2 separate regions of the Homo sapiens genome follow, and region 2 is linked to region 1. Evidence: chromatin loops called from intact Hi-C (ENCODE). Cell type or tissue: endothelial cell of umbilical vein. All regions are shown on one strand. Links, peaks and the distances in the headings refer to the core of each region. The heading gives the core; the rest is flanking DNA. Region 1 overlaps ZNF618 (zinc finger protein 618). Region 2 overlaps ZNF618 (zinc finger protein 618).

The links. Peaks named below come from ENCODE experiments on the same cell type or tissue, not always from the same donor. Only the 100,000 strongest peaks of a DNase experiment are listed, where the experiment ranks them.
Region 2: it touches region 1 in a loop (10-fold over the local background); 4 of 110 quality-filtered maps call a loop at or near these places.

The regions. Positions count from the first base shown.
Region 1 is chr9:113,950,577-113,956,745 of GRCh38, reverse strand. The region is part of intron 1 of ZNF618 (zinc finger protein 618); the gene reads right to left. Among named protein-coding and RNA genes, the nearest start is that of ZNF618, 77 kb to the right of the region's middle. In endothelial cell of umbilical vein, for the core only: no CTCF peak of the experiment used is centred there; DNase peaks (open chromatin) are centred at 1,215 and 3,045; H3K27ac peaks cover 4,295 bases.
Region 2 is chr9:114,001,516-114,007,684 of GRCh38, reverse strand. ZNF618 (zinc finger protein 618) reads right to left here. Exons shown (of 15, transcript NM_001318042.2): 5 at 5,612-5,689; 6 at 5,023-5,061; 7 at 246-335. Among named protein-coding and RNA genes, the nearest start is that of AMBP, 74 kb to the left of the region's middle. RefSeq lists an enhancer at 1,071-1,570. In endothelial cell of umbilical vein, for the core only: no CTCF peak of the experiment used is centred there; a DNase peak (open chromatin) is centred at 3,124; H3K27ac peaks cover 2,062 bases.

The DNA of each region.
Region 1 (6,169 bases), core at 778-5,777:
ACGACAGTCTACTCTAACCACCTCTAGGAAGCCTTCCCTGACCACAGGACAACATCCTAGAGCACCAAGAAGGTGCCTGAGCACACCTAAGAACATCGCCACTCTGCAGCCTTGCTCCCCACCAAACTGTAGTTTCCGTGAGGGTGGCCTGCTGTTTTCAGCTTCTCTGTGGCTCCATAGTACCTAGGCCTAAGGATGTGTTACGTCAAGATGAGGCTTCATAAAAGTCAGTCAACTGGTTTAAAACATAAAGGAATTGTAGTTCCAATAGTCAGAGAGCCAGAGTGGTGAATGGGGTCCAAGGAATCATTTCATCTAGTTTAAGAATGGCCTGTTCTAACCATTTAGTAGTGGCTGCCTGGGACCATGTGTTGAGAAAGATTCTGAGGTCACAGCAGAGCTCGGTTAGAAAGAGTGCTGTGATTGATTACTAATGTCTGCAGTGAGTATGGTAAAGTTGGGGATGGAAGCATGCTTGCCCCCTCTAATCTAGTCCAATGCTCTTCTTTTTTTTTTTTTTTTTTTTTTTTTTTTTTGAGACAGAGTTTAACTCTCGTTGCCCAGGCTGGTGTGCAGTGGCACAATTTTGGCTCACTGCAACCTCTGCCTCCCGGGTTCAAGCAATTCTCCTGCCTCAGCCTCCCGAGTAGCTGGGATTACAGGCGTGAGCCACCACTCCCAGCTATTTTTTTGTATTTAGTAGAGATGGGGTTTCACCATGTTGGTCAGGTTGGTCTCGAACTACTGACCTCAGGTGATCCACCCGCTTCGGCCTCCCAAAGTGCTGGGATGCTCCTCTTTTACAGACAGAGAAACTGAGGCCTCCTGACCCCCAAAGCACCCTTCTTCCGGTCACATTTTCATTTGCAAACCTATTCCCACATAGAAGAAAGAAGCTGAGGGCTTTTAAAATATGTAGTAAAAAGAGACATCAAAGAAGAAAGAAGACCAGAGACAGAAGAAATATACATAGAAAAAAATATGTGTAAAGTGCAGGGCTTACTTTTGCTGTGAAAGAGAAATAATTACAGAAGGGCAAAGTAGATGTTCTAAGTAAGACTTTTTTTTTTAAAGAGAGAAAAGTCTGGAACACATGCTCAAACTCAAAGTAGAAATCTTACAAATTCCTATTGCAAAATAACTCCTGGTCAGCCAACCACAATCTCTATAAATATATCACAAGATCAACAGCCCAGGAAAATAGGGGGAGGGGGAGAACAACTGCATGAATTTTTTTCAAAATCAAAATAGTATACGCAAAATAGTTCCTCTCACAGCTGGAAAGGAAGGAATCACTCATATTCCTACAAAATGAGAGGCCCATGAAGAAATGAAAGATTGTAATTCTGCACATCCCAATGGGTGCCTGCTGAGAAATCTAGACAACCAGACTATTTTGAAATTATTCTACAATTCTGTTTTCTTTGCAGTGTGGGGGTGGGGTGTGGAAATCTGGTACCTTGAATTCATTAGGGCAGTCATGAGCTTACAGTGACTTCCACGGGGTGAGTCAGGGTGGCAACAGCCAGTCAAACTCTCTAAGGGGTCTGATTTGGGAATAGCCTTCAGGGTCCAGGATAGACAAAAAAAAAAAAAAAAGAGAAGTCACTCTAGGCCCTTTAAATGGAGGCAATTTAATATAAGGATTTGAGAACACAGGTGATGAGTGAATAGAGAAGGCAAACAGGAGACAGATAGAAAACCAGGCATATCAGCATATGGGAGAGCTGCTGCTACCACCCATAGCCCTGGAGAGATAAAAGGGATGAAATGGTGTTATCAGAAACTGGGGCTGTCCAGCAAGAAGTAAAATTATGGAAAAGGCTGCCCACTGGGAGTGGACCATAGAGGGAAGGGCTGGAGCTAAACAGAAAACACCACCAGAGGGAGAGAATGGGTGAGAAGAAGTACCCCAGGCTTCTCCCTCCCTTTTCACATTCCAGTCTTCCTGATGAGCATCCTACTGGTTAAACTTTTGAAGGCCAGAGAGCAAGAGCACCTAGGAAATGCAATCCCTTGCAATACAGAGCACAGCAGGGAAAAGGAAGGCATGGAACTGAGGTCAAACCAACAGATCAGTTCAGATAGGAAACTCCAGAAGTGCAGGATCCACCTGAAGACACTGCCCTGCAGAGCTAACCAAAGAGTCCACCTGAGTCCAGTCCCCCATTTGGACTCCAGCCTCCTCATCAGCAAGAACTGCCTTGTCTTGAACTGCACCATGCTCTGCACTATCCAGTGGAATCACAGCTTGGAGTTTAAAGAACTCTGGAAGTCTGGGAAATGGATGCCTGGCCACACAGCCCAGTCCCCCAACATGTAGGTTGCTTGGGTATCCTTCTAGCATATTGTAACTCCAGTGTTGCTGAGAGAAGTACGGAAAACTCATCATGTGAAAGGGTAATGCTCTCCTCAACCCCCTGCCCAGAAGACCCAAGCACCCAGTGGACACTCTAGAAGCATCCCTTGACCAGACCTATAGGGATGACGATCAGAGGCTCTGGGGACCACAGTATGACACCAGCTGGGCTAGGGGAAACCCACTCCTAGAGCCCTAGAACTTTCCACATTCAAGGACACTCCAGAGGCACGCAGGACATCTTTGCTCTTTGCTGAACAGTATCATAAAAGGCAAATGCATTCCTACCCCACATAGACTCAACCCCCAGAACCTCTTTGTCCTAGTTGTTGCTAAAGGCTTCATTTAACTACATTCTGCAAAGAAAGGAAGGGCCCTTCCCCTTCCTTTTGGGTTCCATTCCCACCTCCTCCAGGCCACAGGGGCAATCTCCCTCCCCTGTTTTCTTAAAGCACTTATTGCCTGGACTATTCAAAAGATATTGATCAACTGGCTGCTATACTCAGTCATCTTTTTATTACCTGTCTTCACAGCTGGACATCCATCTTTCCCAGGCAGGGGCTGTGCCTCTGGATTCCCCAGTGCCCACCAGACAGCCCAGCACAGAGAGTGTGTCTACATAGCATCCTTAAAGGGGAAGATGACTCAGGTTCCCGGAAGCCTGAGTCTGGAGTGAGGCAGGAATAACATATTCTATCAATCCCCCACATACATTTGTTTAGTGATTTTTTATATCCATTACTTCATTTAATTCTTCACAAGGTAGGAGTCATGATTTCCGTTACAGAGAGGAAGAAGCAGAGGTTAACTGGCTGAAGTGACAAGAACAGAATCAAACTCTCTATATATAACTTTACATAAAGTTTACACTAACAAATACCACATGCACGTATACAATATCCCTAAAAGCACTTGGCCTGGATGGCTCAAAATTGAATGATACTTTCCTCTTTCCTGCTTCGCTTTCCATTATTACCACTTTTGAGGAAAAATTCATTATACTTTCAAATACTCATGCTGTACATCTATAGAGGCAGGTATTAGGATGAGGTGATTTCCTAGGGTTCCATGCTACTCCTGATTGAAGAAGACTGTGACTCTACAAAGACCTGCTTTTAACCATCTCTCCCGAGGATAGGCCTGGGTACACACCCCTTCAATGGGAAGTTCAACACTTAGGGCATCCAAGCTCCACCTGGGAGCCGAACAGGGTGACCTCGAAGTACGTTCACGTACTGAGATTTTCTCTTTCTAAGAGGCTCTTGGGGAAAGTCATCTTTAAGCCGATTGCCTTTTTAATACAGTAGACCCTGGGAGCAGAGTTTTTATATTGCATGTAGTTGCAACCACAATAGATATATGACTGCTAGTATGTATTAAGATACTATTATGTGCCAGCAACTCTAAAAGGCTCATTAAATGTGTCTGATCTCATCCAACATCCTCATTAACTAGAGATTATTCATCTACTTTCCAACAGGGGAAACTGATGTCCTGAGATGTGCCTTGCTGTTTTAGGGAATGGAATTCAATTGAGAATGTTTGTAGGTGAGCAGTCCAACTGCATGGCAAGTCTGGAATGTGAATGTGGGTCAGGCATCCTTAGTAAACCATTTTGTCCTCACCACTTAGTGTGTGGTAGAACATACTACTGTCACTTTCCTGAGACTTCTCAGAGTTCCTAAAACTACCATGATTTTATAGATTAAAAAAATAAGTTTCAGAGAGGTGAAGACATTTATCCAAAATCATACAGCTAGTTAGCAGCAGGGCCTGGACTTGAACCCAAGCTTATCTGGCCCCAAGGCCCATCACTCAACCATCATGCCATCCCTAACTCCCCCAAAAGGGAATGCAATGAGAGGACTATGAGGAGTCAGACTGCACCCCCAAACAAGGAAATACATTCAGAGTCACAGTCAGAGTTAGTCCTGAGGCGGTATGCTTCCCATGAGAGGCTGTCATCAGGGGGTGGACAGACACCCAGTGGGGAAAAAAATCAATCATTTTGAGCAAAAGGACAGATCAGCTACTCAGTGTGCAGGGAAGGGGTGGTAAAAGGTGGTATTCCTTGCCAGGATATTCCAATTCTGGATCCTTCTGGAAGATCCCAGCCCTTCCTAAATGCTTCTTCAAACCAGCCTTAATTATCCAGCTTTTCTCCTCCATATTTAAGGGCCACCATCTTTTAGTGAAATGCTGCGGACCAAATATTTCATTTCCTTTATTCCCCTCTTCCTGGCTTCACAAGTGTAGTAAAAAGTTAATGAATCTATAAATTGCTCACTGGCTTAAAAAAAGAAAAAACAGTTAATGGAAATTTTAATGAAACGCCCCGTCCACATAACTGATGGCAAACCCAGGGCCGGAATACCTGGCACCAAATGGCCCATATGGAGTGCCACGAAAGCCTCAAGGCAGTCACTGAAAGAAAGCGGGGCTCCAAGCTCATCAATGTCTGAATGATGACCAAGTCTCCACCCCAGGCTTTGCGGTGGCAACTTGAGTCCCATCTGCCCAAAGGGAAACGGTGTCAGCACATTCAATCATCAAACTGGGAAACCCAGTTTCTAAGAAAAGGAAAATGGCACAGAACCACACTTGTTCTCCTTAGCCATGAGGTCAAGGTTTGGGACACGACTCCAAGATGGGAAAAGTCATGATAACTGAAAAGCCACTATGTACTCAAGAGGCCCCTCAACATACAACTGCCTGAGTTCTCATCCTCTGGAAATACTAGAGTTAATGGGAGAGGAGTATATATACATATATATATATACATATATATACACACACACACACACACACATATACACACACACATATACACACACATATGTGTACATATGTACACACATATGTGTACATATACACACATATATGTGTACACATACACACATATATGTGTACACATACACACATATATGTATATATACACATATATGTATATATATACACACACACATATATGTGTGTATATATACGTATATATATAGGAAAAAGTGCTCCAAGCCATCCTGGTAAAAGGTCCCTATTCACAAATATTGTTTGGATGCCTATTCTATGTCAAACACTGAACTAGAACCTTTGCCTATTTCTGATATGTCCCCTAAAACACAGCAAGGTAAATATAAATACCCTCCCTTTAATCTGATGAGGAAAGGGAAGCACAGAGAGGTTAAGCGACCACCCCAAAGCCACACAGCTAGTCCAGCCCCATCACAGCAAGTTGTTATTCATGAAAAACCACCTAGGTTTCTTCAAAAGCCCTCCAACTGGCCTTCTAGCCTCCAATCAAGCCCCCTCCCATTCAACAATTTCCACTTGCAGCTCGTTTGGTCTTTGTAAGACACAAGTCTGATCCTGTCCCCCCCTCCCTTCCTCCTTTCCCCTCCCACTCCTCCTCCTCAGAGACATAGTCCCTGCTCTTCTCCAGCCTCAGCTCCCACCGAGGCCACCCTCACAGTAGACAGTCCGGCCACACCAGGGTTCCTGGACCTGCTTCCACACTCACTGCCTGGCCAACTCTCCTCCCCATCTTTTAACTCTCATCCTAGACATCCCTTCCACCAGGGAACCTCTCGAATGTCCCCACACTGCCCTACTCCACTTCCCATCTCACCCTGCCACCTGAGGCCGGGTTGGAGCCCCTCTGATGTCTACTCTTCCCAGCGGTCCCACCATTCAATGATTTGAATGCCTCTTTCCCCAGGCCGAGGGCAGCCTGGAGGCAGAGACCAAGGCTTATTCACAGAGTGCAGGCCTTGCTCAAAAAACAGACTCGGAAAATGCTGAGTATAGGCAGGTGGC
Region 2 (6,169 bases), core at 688-5,687, 51 kb before region 1:
TGATTTTGACCTATAAAAATGGCAATTTCACTTGGGTTAACCTAAATAGAAGTGTATGTGGAGTATGATGGTGACGTTCCCGCCCCCAGAATCCTCCAGGGCTGGTCATTCCCCTCATGGTTCCAGCTACTGCCTGGCCTTTTTCTGGGTAAGAGGGAGGAGGGAGGCGGGGAGGGCTGGGGGCTGGTGTCTCCAAGGAAGGGCGCCTCTTGGCATGACTCCAGGGAGTGAGGGGCCTGACTCACCATCCACTGCGTGCAGGTCTCGGTGCTCTTGGAAACAGCTGTAGTATTTGTACTTCTTCCCGCAGATATCACATGTGTACCTGAAATTGTCTGCATGGGATGAAAACACACACCTGGTTACCAGGGCTTCAGTCTTGTGGGGTGGGGTTTTTCTGGCCAGATCATCTCAGAAACCAAAGATGAAACTAGCCCAGTCTGGCTAGCGGAGGGAGGAAGCAGTCTCTCATTTTACACATGAGGAAACTGAGGATCAGAAGGGATTTGCCCCAAGGGCACAGCCGGGAGGGCCGGTGATGAGCAGCCTTGGGGACAGCACCCAGGGCTCCTTGCCTCTTGATGCTCATGCCCTACATCACCCCTTCCCTGTGAGTCTGGACTAGACCTGGTAACTGACTTCTAATGAACAGAATGCAGTAAAAGTGACAGAATATCACTTCTGAGGGTAGCTTACAAAAGACTGGGACTTCTGTCTCAAGCATACCTTCTCTGTCCAGGTCACACCTGCTGGCTGCTGGGTTGTGAGCTGCCCCATGAGAGACACAGGTGACCAGGAGCTGAGGGTGGCCTCTGGTGAACAGCCAGTGAGGCCTTCAGTCTAAGAGTGTGGGAAGGACAGAACCCTAGCAGGGTTGTTAAACCTGCTAGCAACCACATGAGTGAGTTTAAAAGCAGTTCTTTCCCCAGTTGAGCCTTGAGATGAGACCACAGCCCTGGCCAAGTCCATGCCTGCAGCCAGGGAAAGACCCAGCGCCAAAGGACCCAGCAAAGCCATATCCAAATTCTTGACCCTAGAAACTGAGGGATAATCAATGCTTGTTGCTTCCAGTCATTAAGTTTTAGGGACATCTGTTACACAGCAATAGGTAACTAACATGAGGTTGGAGTTTGGATGATCCCCTGGGTCTACCCAACATCTGAGGCTGAGGCTGGACACAGGACATTACCCCCTCCACAATGGCACACTCTAACGTTTGCACTGGCACGAACCTCATGTGTGTGTTCCTTGGGCTGATGTAGGGAGGGCCTATCAATCCCATCACCCCAGGCACAGGGAGGCTTGGTGATATGCTCAAGGCTGCCCGGTGTGGGGAGGGGAAGGGAGAGCTAGGATTCAAACATTCACTAACTCCAAGCTAAGGCTGAGTCAGGGCATGTGGCCCTTCTCTGTCTGAATAAGCTGCAAATCAGTACTGGGTTGGGGTACCTCTCTCCTGGTCCCCCTCCTGTCCCTCAGAACCCAAATACAGGATCTGATGCAATCCTCTACCACAAGGTTACGCTGCCAGGTAATTCCGTGGGAAGGTTTCTGGCCCCACCTTCTGAACTTAGGGACACAAATGGCATTAGCCACCTCTCCCTCCCACCACCAGCTTCACCTCTTCGTATTCTCTGAAAATGCCTTAGCAGGTGCCAGAGCCCCAGACACAAACTGGTCCCTGAGCAAGGAGCCACAGGTTCCTTGGAGACATTCTGAGGATGCTGGATACCAGAATCATCCAAGAAAGAGGTGGCAAGGTGTGGGGCAGGAGAGGCTGGTCCTGCTTCCTTGTTTTCCCCCATAATTTGGGGAGCTGGGAAAGGGATGTAGATGAGCTGATTCCTGGGGCCTCTCCCAGGATGGTGGTTCTAGGATTCTGTGCCTGGCCCAGGCTTTAATCCTTTCATGTAGCCAGCAATCAACTTAGACAACTTCCCCATCAGGTCCCGTCCAGACCATGGTCCCCAGTGTCTCTTTTGCAACCCTGCCTTCTGTGCAGGACACCTGCCCAGGAACAGAGACAGAGAAGTCAAGGCCACCTGGGGTCTGGTTCCAGACTGGGCTCTGCCTTGACATTCCTCTCCTAAGCTGACCACTGCTACCCGCCATCTGCCGCCACCTGCCCACTTGCTTGTCTCTACCCAGCCTCCCTGGCCAGCTGGGCCTGACCCCTCACTTCAGGGCCACATCTGTTACCTCCAATAAAACGTGAGCCCCCAGGTTTCTGCTGCTGAGAATACCCCCACCCTGCTCTGACACCGTGACATCTCTTTGACATGGATGGGGAGCCCGCTCCCAGGTCTTCGTCAGTCAGGAAATGATTAGGCCAAGAGGGTTATCCCCAAAAAGGAGAGCAGAATCATTTTTTTGTCAGTGAAAGCACGTTTTCAGAACCGCTGCATTTTCAGACACGAGAGCTCGGTGTCTCTTAGATGCCACTGTGAATCCGTTCAGGGAGGCAGGCTCTGGATTCATGCTGCCTAATCAAACCCAACTCTACCAGGTATAAGTGCGGCAGACCTCAGACATGCTGCCTAACCTCTGCACCTCGGTTTCCTCATCTGTAAAATGGGAATGAGAGGTTCTTCATTTCCTATAGTTATAATAAAGAATAAAGGAACACAAGGGACATCCAATAAATACTTGCCAAATGTAACCTAATACTGTCACAAATATCAATGTGACAGTAGCATGAGGGGCTAATCTTTTATTCCTTAGTGGACAGATGGATGAGTGAATATGTCTGTCTGCTTCTATGTATGACTGTACTATTTTCCTAATAAATAAATGAAAAGTCCTAGAACTGTTAATAGAATGTGTGAGACCTCATTTCATTTCTAGGCCCGCCTCCACTACTCACAACCTGTATGACTCCCTGTCCTCATCTGCAAAATGGGTGGGCTGGACTCAGTCTTCTCAGTTGGGCCCTTTTGGCTCCATGACTCCATGGCCAGGCTTCTGTAAGTGGAGGCCAGGCGTTCTAAGCAGGTGCTGCCAGTCTGGGTCAGGGCAGGGCTGCAGGACTGAGAATAAAATAGCGCGCAATGGCCGCAGGGAGGAAACTCCACAGGGAGGAAGGGAAAAGTGACGGAAGGACTAAAAATACCCCCGCTACAGAGCCGTCAGCAACCAGCAAGCCCGCGGACAACGGAAGCCAGACGGAACACAACAGATCATTGAGGGGCTGCTGGAGAGGCCAGGGGCCCAGAATAGCTGAGGAAGGAAAGATAAATAGGGAAGTTCTTTAAATGTGTGGCTGACCGCAGCCAGTCCATGGGAGCCGGAAAAGAATGGAACTATTGAAGGAGATGGGAGCCAAGGACCAGGCTGAGGCTGGGGCTGGGGCAGGAAAGGCGGGGCTGGAGGGGGAGGGCCCAGCTCCCACCTCCTCCCAGCTGGGGTCCTGTGGCAGGTGTCTAGCTGACCTGGGCCTCAGATTTCTCTCTGGAACATGCCGGCCTCTCCTTTGGCATAAGAATCCAAACGGAGTGGATGAGAAAGTGTCTTAGAAGAAATGCTACTGGGACCCAGGCCAGTTACAATCCTTTTTCAGCCATCGCCATCTCTTCAAACTGCTCTGGTTTGGGGTTTTGTTGGGCAGGGGGTGGTAATGTTTATTTATTATGTTAAGAATCTTTTTTTGTGATGGTGTGGTGTAACAAACCCATAGAACGGGGATTGGCAAGCAACAGTCTGTGGGCCAAATCCTGCCCACCATCTGTTTTGGTAAGGAATTCATTTACATATTATCTCTGTTCCTGGCATGTTCCCACTACAAGGGCAGGGCTGAATACTTGCGACGGAGACGTCTGGGCTATAAAGTCTAAAATACTTACCATCTGGCCCTCTGCAGAAAAATGTTGCTAACCCCTGGTGTAGAACAGTGTACAAATCCTAAGTGCACAGCTTGTTCAACTTCCACAAACTGAAACCACCCAGGTAACCAGCACCCAGCTCAAGAAACAGAACCCTGAAGCCCCTTCCCCAGGGGAACCGCTCTTCTGACTTCTACCGGCAATAATTAGTTTTAGCTGCTTTTGCCCTTTCTCTATGCAGAATCTTAGAGGCTGAACTCTGTTTACGCCTGGCCTCTTTTGCTCACCATTGTTTGTGAGTCATCCATGTTGCTGTGTGTAGCTATAAATTGTTCGTTCTCACTACTTTACAGTAGTCTTTTGTGTCACTAGACTTACTTCTCCATTCAATGAGCTCTGGGCATTTGGGGGCTTCTAGTTTGTTAGGAATGGTGTGCTAAGGACATTCTAGTTTGCATCTTGCAGCAGATATACACCCGTTTCTGTTGGCGACATACCTACACGTGGAACTGTGACTTCTGAAGCTTCAGATTATTGGGTGGGGAGATTCCATCCTAGTCTACACCAGCTTGGCTGCTCACTTACCAGGCGCTTGGGGCCTAGAACTGGAGGGATGGCAAGCAGGGCCTGTGAGCAGCAGTGCTGTCGCAGATGTCAAGGCCCTGTGCCGCCCCAGGTGCTGGGATATGGCACCTCAGGGCAAATCACCAATAAGCAATTAGTGCCCCTGGCTGTGGGGGCTCAGGAGAAAACTCTCCAAAGCAGCATTTCCCAAAAGTCAACTACGGAGCCCCAGAGTCATGAGTCAGAGTCAAAAGAACACAAGGACCCGCATATCCAGGGCACCCATGGGAGATGCACAGCTGTGTCTGTCAATGAAGGGCTGGAAATGTCCACAAGAAACCTGCTCCCCTTAGTGAAACTCAAGGTCTCCCAAAGTTACTTGGCCAGAGAAGTCGTCATGGACAGAACACCCACTAACCTTCCCAGAATGAGCCTGCCATGGAGCACGCTTTGGGAAGGGCTGCTCTGAGGTACCGCATTGCGGTTTTGTAAGGATGGTCTGGCCCCCAAGCTTGGACCCCAGCACTGTGTCTCTCAGAGGCCACCTGGAGCAGTTCTGGGGGAGGGGACAAGCAGCTCCTCTTCATCCCACCCCAAGCCCTCGCCCCTCAGCAGCCCACGAGGAGGAAAAAGTACTCACTGCTTTGGGAGGCTCCCTCCCCTGAGGTGGCTTCGGTGTCTGCAAAGAGAGAGAGAGAGGGATGGGGGTGGGGCTACCGGGCCAATGACAGGGCCAGTGCCAAGTGCAAAAGAGAACATGGAAGCCACAGGGGAAGAGCTCACAGTCCCGCACCGGGCCCCTGATGCCAGCCTCTCCTCCCTGTCTGCCAGGCTCCGGGAGGAACAGACGCCATCCCTCCTGTCTGCAACTCCCAAGCTTGTCATGAGGAACACACACACTGACCTCAGCAAGTGCCCTGTGGGGGCCACTGACACTGAGCAGTGATGAGATGTCCTGGGAGGCGTGAGGCCAGTGGGGAGCAGGGGGTGCCCTTGGGCGCAGGTCTGGTGTGTCCTGCAGAGTCCCCCTCCCACACCTGAGCTGTCCCGCATCAGGAGGCCTCCCTTCTCCTGCCTGGCACCCTGTCCTACTGATGAAAGTAGGAGGAGAATGGGAAAGGCTGGAGCTGTCAGGGCCTCTGGGGTCACCCACGAGGGGCCCAAGTGGGAAACAGGCAGACAGTGGGAGGTGCGGCCCCTGGGCTCTGCCCCAGGGACACTCCTCTCACCTCGGTGCGCCCGCACGTGGGTCTGGAAGCAGTTGTAATACTTGTACTTCTTGCCACAGATTCCGCATTCGTAAGACCCTGGAAAACAGAAGAGGAAAGGACTGGTCACCCAACCTCTGTGACCACAAGGTCCCAGGACCCACAGGCGATGCCTACAAGTGTGGCTAACTCTCTGTCCCAGGGGCAGAGATGGTCCCTGGCAAGGAGGCAGCACCGAGCTAGAAGTCACGAGGCCTGGGTCTAGATCCAGGTTTGCCCTCCACTCTGTGGGTGACCTTGGGCAAGGCACCCCCCCATCTCTGGGCCTCAGTTTCCAAATCTGTAAGATGGAGAAGGTAACTTCTTCAGCTAATTCTCAGCCCTACACCTTGAGGGGAAAAAGGAAATGAATGTTAAAAGTGCTCTGAAAGGAATAAATTGCATCCACATAAGGAAATCATTACTTCAACGCATTACAATAATTTCTAGCAACCCCTTTTCCTTGCCGGAATGGGACAGAGATTAAGACAGACAGACTGAATCAGACACACCTGGGTCCCTGTCCCTGTTCTGTCACTT